Regions from separate parts of the Homo sapiens genome. Here region 2 is linked to region 1. The links are chromatin loops, found by intact Hi-C in ENCODE. Cell type or tissue: dorsolateral prefrontal cortex. All regions are shown on one strand.

What was found. Peaks named below come from ENCODE experiments on the same cell type or tissue, not always from the same donor. Only the 100,000 strongest peaks of a DNase experiment are listed, where the experiment ranks them.
Region 2: a loop joins it to region 1, with 2.4 times the contacts of the local background. A loop is called at or near these places in 16 of 110 quality-filtered maps.

The regions. Positions count from the first base shown.
Region 1 is chrX:103,327,362-103,332,361 of GRCh38, reverse strand. It overlaps TCEAL7 (transcription elongation factor A like 7), which reads right to left and starts at 2,123. Exons shown (of 3, transcript NM_152278.5): 1 at 2,058-2,123; 2 at 1,322-1,439; 3 at 36-985. The coding sequence starts at 958. The coding sequence ends at 656. RefSeq lists an enhancer at 1,108-1,607. In dorsolateral prefrontal cortex, no CTCF peak of the experiment used is centred here; a DNase peak (open chromatin) is centred at 2,171; H3K4me3 peaks cover 2,352 bases; H3K27ac peaks cover 2,325 bases; H3K27me3 peaks cover 4,874 bases.
Region 2 is chrX:103,209,269-103,214,268 of GRCh38, reverse strand. No RefSeq gene overlaps it. Among named protein-coding and RNA genes, the nearest start is that of BEX4, 3.3 kb to the left of the region's middle. RefSeq lists a cis regulatory region at 2,907-3,190. In dorsolateral prefrontal cortex, CTCF peaks have their summits at 2,862 and 3,062 (motif pointing left); a DNase peak (open chromatin) is centred at 3,048; H3K27me3 peaks cover 4,079 bases.

The DNA.
Region 1 (5,000 bases):
TTTTCCCTATGAAAAGACTGAGTCTTAAACGTGTGTATCTGTAATAATTACCAGTTTATTACTCTGGCTAAGAGATCCAGAGGTAATTGGAGGTTTACATTTCATTTTTACGCTTCTGTTATTGAGAGTTTATTAAGTGTTTCATTGCCTTCCAAAGGCGATTGACAAGTTCTTTTACTGTCTACTTTAGGGTTTTTTGTGACACAAGTAATATACACACATAAACATATATTCATTTTTTGGCAAGTGAGAAGATGCAGATAGGCAAAAAGAAAAAAAAAGAGATCACACAGAGATTCACTGTTAACCTTTGGTGTATAATAAAATCAGACACTTTCCTTTGCATTATGTCACATAGAAATGTACAAATAAAGTGTACATATATACACACATATATGTATACACTGTTTTGCAACTCGTTATTTTCACTTTGCAATATACAATGAGCATTTTTCCATGCAAATGAATGAGACCTCTTATTAAATGAATAAGATTGGGTCAAAAGATGAGATGTTGACAAGAGTCATATGTAAATCTCAGCAACATCGAATGACTGGAGTAAAACGATAGCAAATATTTATCAAGAAAGTGCAGACAAACAGAAAGCAGTGGCAACATTAATAACAGAAAATAATTGAATTGTCAGAGAAATTAATTAAATGGGATAAGGACGGTCCCGAGAATGCCTATGGTTAGAATGCAGAGCCCTAAATTTCTTTCTCAGACCCCTTATCTCTTCCAAACACCTTTCCATCTCATCTCCCTCCCTTGTCATTTCTTCATCTTTAAAATGCCTATAGTCTATGTCCTCTTTAAATTCTTCGAGAGACTGAAGCAGCCTCTGTCTAAAATTCCCTTCTGTTTGCTGGCGTTCAAATTCTCCATACGGGCGTTTTTCCTCCCTCTTTGGCACGCTGCACTTTGGCTTTCCTTCGTTTTCTTTGCAGGGTTTTTGCATGATGTTGTTGTTGTTTCCTGCTTAACTCTAGGGAGAAAATGTAAAGACAAATTGCTTCATTACTTTTGAATCACGATTGTCAGTTTCTCTCTGAGGCAAGATACTTTCCCATCTCTGCCCCACAGGTCCAGACCTCATAAGTCTGCGGCAGTTCCCTCCACCCTCTCATCTCCCCCTTTTCTCCCCTCCCACCTCAGGAACCCACCGTTTCCCCAGCAGACAAAGCTAATGGCCTCTCCAATAGGCAGGAGAGGCGGAGCAGAAAAGGAGATGGACTGCGAAGCCGCAAATTTCGCCTAGCTTTTGCCCCTTCCCGACTCCTATCCTCAGAGATCTCAGTCTAAGTGCCTCTCTCATACTGACCTGTGCGGGGTAGTTTCCTGCTCCTTTTCTTCCCCCAGATGTCTGTGAACACAGATCCTGGGACCTCCAAACAAAAAGGAAGGGGCGGGGAGGAAGGAGCTATCTGTGGATCAACCAGCTCCAGAGACAAGACAGACGTTATTATTTTGAACCTGGGATTCTCATCATCACCGTCATCGCCCCCCGGATTTCTACCTCCTGGCCCCTCCTTCCTGTCTGTATCCTTTCCTTCAGGATTTCCGTTTCCACTCCCCACTCCTCACCCTCAGGCCTGGGCCTTGCAAGGCCCGCGTCTCCCTCCTTCGCCCCGTCCCGCGCCCCACCCCACCACCACAGGCCGGCATTGAGTGAGGTGAACTATTTTCAAATGATCTCTAAATTTCTGTTGTCTCCATCCCGGGATTTCAGCCTTTCTCCACACACCAACACATACCCCAGGCCTAAAATTTTCTCTTAACAAAATTGGAGAAAGATGAGGAGAAGGATAAAAAGAAAGCATGCCAGGGTGAGAGAAGCCGATTATTTCAAAGCTGTCACTAAATCTCTAGGTGTCTCTCAAAAGATTTCGACCTACCCCCTTGCTTCCCCCTGCAAAAGATACAATTATCTCCGACGATTTTGCAGCGGTTTTGGGAAAGCAAGTCTGGACCTATTCCAGTCATTAGATTCACCCACTACTGACCCCGGGGGTCCAGTGGTTCCTTCACTCCAACCTGCTGGGATTTAAGGAATTTACCTCTTCCTTCCCTTGGCCACAAGCACGCACGGCACGCTTGTCTGCAGGGCAGTAAGGAGCTGGTACCCAGAGGAGAAAGAAGCCCGGGAATATAAGGACTTCGGTTCACGTCAGCTCCTGATCACGTGAGGATTATGTCATCCCCCATCTCTGGTCCCCACTTTCCCCTCCCACCAGCAGCGCTGCAGAAGTGGACCGGCTTACCAACCTCCCACCCCACACCACACCAGGCCCTGTCACTCATTTTTGTCTTTGCTAATTCCAGAGGTCAAAAGTGGCGCCTTCTCCCTGTGGTCAGAATTTGCCTTTCTCTGATTACCAGGGAGGGGCTGCATTTTCCCAAAGTTATATTAACCATTGTTACTTTTTTTGTGGTTGTGCTGAGAGGGAGGATTACTTATCCTTTTCTAAGCTACAAGAAAAGAAAAGTGGCAGTCTCCTCCATCCAATCGCCTCTCAGCCACTAATAGCCATCATTTCCCTTGGAGTCCAATCCTTGAAACCAGATTGGAGGGAATGGGGTGAATTAGGAAAGGAGGTAATGATTTGGATTGTGCTTCTTACTTTTGTTTTGATAATTTCTTATTCTTTTCCAATTTTTCCATAAACTTATTATATACTTTTAATAATCAGAAATATGATAAAGATATGTACATTTGGAAAAAGATTCCAGATAGGAGGATAAAAAGGCCAGCCACCTGTTTCTGCTGCTGAAGTCATAATATAAATATAGACCCTTTAGGCAGACATATTTTTTGAAGTTTAAGATGTACAGGTCAGTTGGAACCTACTCTTTTGAGGGGCTCCCGGGCATGTGAGGTCCTTCCATTAGGTGAGTCACTGAGACCATAATCCTACAGCACCTTGCCCTTAGATTTCCAGATCGCAACTGTAAGTCACAAATTTTAACTAGTTTGAGCTCAGTATCATGCCCTCTTTCTTCCAGTTTATACCATACACATAACCCTTTTTTCTTCAATACTGTACCCCTAATATCCCAACTTTTTTCAACACTCTCATTCAGAAAAGAATAGTTTTTCATTTTCCCTAGACATCTCCATCCTATTTATGTTTTCCATGACCTTATTTAGCCATACTGATGTATTGAAAGCTACTTGTAGTACTAACAAAAATTAGTCACATTTAGCCACCCAACACACTAAACTTTTTGTTGCTAAGGATTTGGGTACTTGTCTAAGTAGATTTGCTCTTGATTTGTTAGCTTGAAATATATGCAATAGAAAGGGAGATGTGTAAACTTCTCATAAGTTGTTTTTAGGAAGATTGCAGCTCATTATGAATATAAAGTTACCACTAATCAGTTTGATATAAATGACTCCAGAAAAAAGTTCAGTGGTCAGAAAAAAGTCTTAAAAACAGTAGAGCATCATTGTCACAGTTATTAAGGAATGACTAGTTGTGATAGAGGCAAAAAATTCGTTTGTGGGGAGAAAAATTCCTGAATCCTCTGTGAACAGCTTTTCATGCAGATGGTTAGACTCAGAGTTATAAAATGGCTGAAGGATTCGGGTGTTGAAGACTTTGCATATTAGTAAGAAGAATGGCATTGGACAAATCCTAGTTTGAATTAATTGTACTTACTTAGCTTTTGTATAAACTTGAATGTAAAACTTGGATACTGCAACTTCTCTGTGCTTCATCTATAAAATGAGGCTAATAGTTTGAAGTATCTCACAGAGTTTTCAGGACTAAATTACATATTTAATATGTGTAAAACATTTAATACATGACTGACAAGTACCAAGGCAGCCTGAAGCCTAAATATGTGGGGGCAGGTCTGGCACCAGGGATGGGGGAGGTGGGTGAAGCTGAAGCCTGCAGCCCAGGGGGTCAGTTTGGCAGTGGGGCAGGCCTAGACACTGAGTTTTTAGAGCAGGCCTGGAGCCTGGGGCTGTGGGATCCAGACTAGTGCTAAAGCAGGCCTGGAGGCTCAGTCTGCAGGTACTGGCCTAGAGTCTGGGACCATGGGGGCGGGTCCAGTGCTGGGTATTACTGGGATGGGCCTAGTGTTGGGATCCAAGAAAAAGTCTGGTGTTCACTTCCTTCTCCTTCCCCCAAGTGGATGGTACCTCCAAGCTGTGCAGCCTGGGGTTCAGGAAGGGGTGATGTGGGTAATGTAAAACTTTCCTTCCTATCCTTTTCAATGTGTTTTTTTCTTATTTCTGTTCTATACCCAGGTGCTGTAATCTGCCAACTGGTTTCCTTAGCTCTTGCGAAATTATTTTTGTGCCCAGATAGTTGTTCAGATTATGTTTCTGTGGGAGGATGAGTGCAGGAAAGTCCTGTTCTGCCATTTTGCTGACATCTAGCTCCTCACATCTCAATTAATTTTTAATAAGGCATGAAAAAAGGGTAAAAAGGAACAATAATAAGATGGGACATCTGCAAGCAAATAGCAAAATACTAGTTTTAAATCCAATTGTATTAATCATTACATCAAACATTAATTGCCTAAGCATGCCCGCTAAAAAAGAAGAGTGTAGTGGTTGACTTTGGGTGTCAGCTTGACTAGATTAAGGGTTACTCAGATAGCTGTTAAAGCATTATTTATTCTCAGTGCTTCAGTGGGCACTGAGCCAGTCTCTCTTCTGCTCAAAGGGAAACCTAGGTGATTTTGCTTTCGATTAAAATGATTGGGCTTCCTCAGGTGTGTCTGTGAGGGTATTTCCAGAGGAGATTTACATGTGAATTGGTGGATTGAGTGGGGGAAGAGGGCAGCCTCAATGTGAGTGGGCACCATCTAACCGGCTGAAGGACCAATGGAACAAAAAGGTGGAGGAAAGGTGAATTTTCACCATTTCTCTACTGGAGTTAGGAAAATCTTCTTCTGCTGCCCATGGACATCATAACTCCAGGTTCTCTGGCCTTTGAACTCCAGGAACTACACCAGCAGCCACCCCCCACAACCCTCACCATACACCC
Region 2 (5,000 bases), 120 kb after region 1:
GCCTCGGCCTCCCAAAGTGCTGGGATTACAGGCGTGAGCGCCCGGCCCCTTTTTTGTTTAAGAAACAGTCTTTATAGTTTAACTTTATCTTAACTTTAATGGAAAATTTCGAACATTTGGAAAAATGGAATAGTATAATGCAAACCCCATGTACTAGTCCTCACTCAGATTCCACAGTTAACAACTCATGGCCAATCTTATTTCGTCTTTATCTTACCCGCTTCCCAACCTTAAAATTATTTCTGAAGCAAATTCTAGACATAATATCACTTTAGGCATAAATATTTCAAAGTATGTATCTACAAGATAAGGGTTTTCTTCTTTTTAGCATATAACCACAATACTGTTGTCACATTTAATAATTCACAATTCCTTAATATCATTTTATGTCTAATCTGTGTTCAAATACCCAATTGTATTATAGTTTTTTTTAACAGTTTGTTTGAATCAAGATACAAATAAGATATGCGCATTTTGATTGGTTGCCAAATTTCCTAAATTTCTTTTAATCTGTGGGTTTTCATTTTTTAATTTTTTCTTTAATTATTGATGAAATAGTCATTTGTTCTGTATTTTCCTACAGTCTGGATCTCAGTGGTGTCATTAACACATTATCTCTTTACTCTGTGGTTCCTATAAGATGGTAACTAATTCTAGAAAAGCATCCTGGAATTTGGGTTCAATTTCAATTCAAGTTTGTCCAAGGGAAAGCAAAGACTCTTTCTGTTTTCCTCTTTTTGGGATTTTAGCTGAAATATTTCTATAAAGAGACCCTTCCTATTTTAGGTCGGGCTCCCTAGAAGCAGAACTTGGAACAGAGATCCTTATGAATGTAGTTTCTTGTAATGCTCTCTCAGGTTAAAGGAAGTAAAGGCAGCAGGACAGGGCTGGGGAGCAGGGCAGTGATGAAGAATGGGGTTTAACTAGAGATTAAGTTTAGTTAATCGCACCTGAAAACTCTGAAGCACACACAAGTCATCCCACGTTGACAGTAAGTCACTGGCTTTTTGTAGCTCAGCGTCAGTCACAGATCAAAGTCTGTAGGTGGAGCAGAGCATAGTCTCTGGAGCAAGGTGGCTCCCATTTGGCAGAGAACAATTCCCTGGAGAAGAGGTAAAATGTGAGTTGTATGGCTCAGGCCTGTAATCCCAGCAATTTGGGGGGCTGAGGTAGGAGGATTGCTTGAGCCCAGGAGTTTGAGACCAGCCTGGGCAACATAGGGAGAACCCCATCTCCATACACACACACACACACACACACACACACACACGCATACACACACACAAATTTAGCTGGGTGTGGTGGCACGCAACTTTGGTCCCGCCTACTTGAGAAGCTAAGGAGGGAGAATTGCTTGAGCCCGGGAGGTCAAGGCTACAGTGAGCTATGACAGCACCACTGCACTCCAGCCTGGACAACAGAGTGAGACCTTGTCCCCTCACTCCTCCCGAAAAAAGATGTAAGTTGTTATCAGCCAACACACACAGCCAGGGAAGGTTTCATAGGTATATGACTTGTGCTGTGGCACAGGGCCCTGATGTCAGAAGAGTTCTACTCCTGGTTTAATGCTCTGCTGTCGTGTTGAAAGTTTTACTGATTTTATTTCTGAATACCGTCAGGCATAGATGTGTCTACAGGTTATCTAAACTGTATTCAGAAACAAGTCCAGTTGGCTTACAGGTGCCTCCAACTTTTGTGTCTCCTTCCTTCTCCCCTAGGTACTTCCATGTTTACTGCATACTGCTGTCCCTTCTACTGGCCTTTTCCCTTCTGCTGACCTAATATGCCAAAGCCCCATTGATTTATCTGGGCTTTTTGTTGAGCCAGAGACCCACTCTGTCCCTAACAAAGTGGATAAAGGTTAGGTGTGGTGGCTCACGCCTATAATCCCAGCACTTTGGGAGGCCGAGGCAGGTCTCTCTGAAAAAAAAAAAAAAAAAAGGTGTGCATAAAACCTCTTTCTTTATTTTATACTTACAGGTACTGTGAGATACACATATTCATCTGTGGTTTTTGGCTCATAATTCCCATAGCCTTTGTTATTTCCTAAGTGGCTAGAACAATCAGCATATCTTTGATTAAAGTATTTGGCCTTTTGTTTCGGAACAGCTTCAGAACCATAAACATAAAAGACTGTCTTTCTTGGCCGGGCGCAGTGGCTCACACCTGTAATCCCAGCACTTTGGGAGGCTGAGGCGGGTGGATCATGAGGTCAGGAGATCGAGACCATCCTGGCTAACACGGTGAAAACCCATCTCTACTAAAAGTACAAAAAATTAGCTGGGTGTAGTGGCAGGCGCCTGTAGTCCCAGCTACTTGGGAGGCTGAGGCAGGAGAATGACGTGAACCCGAAAGGCAGAGCTTGCAGTGAGGCGAGATCGCACCACTGCATTCTAGCCTGGGCGACACAGCAAAACTGTCTCAAAAAAAAAAAAAAGACTGTCTTTCCGTGTATGTTGGGGCTCTTTCAGGCTTCAGAAGCAGGCCTCAAAAGACAGAATTTCTCTCCCTGACCTTCTCTTGCTCTCCTTTCACCTACTCCTTTTTTCTCTCCAAGGCAGACCACATAAACTAAAAATATACTCTAGTTTTCCCCTGCCTTTCTGTCTTGGAGGTGGCCATAAGTAAATTCTCCGATTTACCTTGTCTGACTGTAGGTCATAATGATGCAGGAATGGGAAGCTCCCGTATTTGGGGCTTAGCCAGGGAGGCTTCTTGGCTTCACCCCGAAAAATAAATCAAGGGTGAGCTAGTGGTGTTGGGCAACAACCTGTTTTTGAACAGTACTGCTCTTTGTGGAGCAGGGCTAAATCAAAGGCAGTGCACCCAGAATCAGCAACATATGAGCTCTTGGCAACTATATTTATACTCACTTATTCCCACTTTCAATTACACACAAATTAGGGAGTGGGTTAATGCAAATTGAAGGGTAGGTTATTTAGAACTTTCTAGGAAAGGAGCAGTAACTTCTGGGCCATTGCCATGGCATTTTGTAAACTGTGGCACTGGGTGGGAGCGTCTTATACTAATGAGCAATGAGAGCAGCTAGAGATCGCTTTTGTCGCCATCTGCTGGTTTTTGCGTTTCTTCACTTTAATCTGTCAGGACCAGGGAAATAAATCCTGTGGGTCTCTACCTCAATAAGACCCCAATTCAGAAGGGGTCCTCCCCCATACCCAGGATGAAGAAATGCTGCACAGAGAGGCCAAGAAGAATCTGAATAGTCAGGCCTTGCTGGGTTTCCCTACTCAGTCTAATAGTGTTAGATTATACCCTTTTTGTTCAATCACATTTTTACATGGTTGTCCATGATAGCCCTGCCTATCTAATGACATCTTGATAAAAGGCCCAAGGGGATGGGACACAGAGAGCCTCTGGACAGGTAAACTCATGGAGGCCTGCAAGAAGGTAAACAAGAACTCATCAGCTTGCCGGGAGGGCAGTACACCCCAACTCCACAGGAACGAGAGCTCCGGTGCTCGGGACACTTTCAGACCTTGCCCTATGTATCTCTTCATCTGGTTGCTTACCTGTATCTTTTAAAATATTCTTCATAATAAGCCAGTACACACGTGTCCCTGAGTTTTGTGAGCCACTCTAGCAAATTAATGAAGCCTGAATAAGGGGTTTTGGGAATCTTAACCTGAAGCCGGTTGGTCAGAAGTTCCAGAGGCCGAGACTTGCCACTGGTGTCTGAAGCGGGGACAGTCTTATGGGACAGAGACTGCAACTTGTGGGATCTAATGCTATCTCCAGGTAGGTAACATCAGAATTGAATTGGGTTAGAGGATGCCCAGATGGTGTCCACTGCAGAGAAAAAACAGGGTTATTTTTGTTTTGTTTTGCTTTGTTTTGTTTTGTTTTTTAACACACTAGATGAGTACCGCCTTAATGTTGTTTGGGCCCTGATGTCAAACAGAAGTTTTAGGACAGTAGTCCTTTCTGCTGAGTGTGTGTGAGTGTGTGTATATCCGTGTCCGTCTCTACCGGATTTACCCAGTGGGAACTGAGCATGCCATGTTGACTCAGAATTGCCCAACTCTTGCTCCCCACAGGTGAGGAATATGATATGTCTTCTGGACTGGAGACTACTAAAATGCCTGCTAAAAACATATGCAAATTAAATAGAGAAAAATAATTTAGGCTGAAGCTGGTGTGTTCTTCCCCAACTCCTTCCAGGCTCACTCTTACCTGAAACAGTGAAAATATCGTACAAATTCTTGTTTTTCTTTATTTTTTCATAAGGTTCAAAGTATAAATTCTTAAGTACTGATTAGAGAGTTATCAGTCTTGAATTATGCTACAATGTAAATCATTTCTAGATACTATGCCTTAAAATTCCAGTAGAAATTATAAGATGTTACCTACAATTCAACATCTGATATCATTTTGGGGTTTTAGCACTTTTATTTAGATATAATTCCATATTAAAAATTCACCATTTTATAAAAAAATTAGCCTAGCATGGGGGTGCATGCCTGCTACTCGGTAGGCTGAGGGAGGAAAATCGCTTGAACCTGGGAAGCAGAGGTTGCAGTGAGCCGAGATCGCACCACTGCACTCCAGCCTGGGCAAAAGAGCGAGACTCCATCTCAAAAAAAAAAAAAAAAAAAAAAAAAAAAGGAAAGAAAAAAAGAAAAGAAAAAAGAAAAATCACCATTTTAAAGTGTGCAATTCAGGGCCGGGTGTGGTGGCTCATGCCTGTAATCCCAGCACTCTGGGAGGCTGAGGTGGGCGAATCACTTGAGGTCAGGATTCTAGACCAGCCTGATCAATATGGTGAAACCCTGTCTTTACCAAAAAATACAAAAATTAGCCAGGCATGGTGGTACACGCCTCTAGTCCCAGCTCCTGGGGAGGCTGAGGCAGGAGAATCGCTTGAACCTGGGAGGCAGAGGCTGCAGTGAGCCGAGATCACTCCTCTGCACTCCAGTCTGGGTGACAGAGTGAGACTCCATCTCAAAAATAAATAAATAAATAAATATGAAAAATAAAATAAA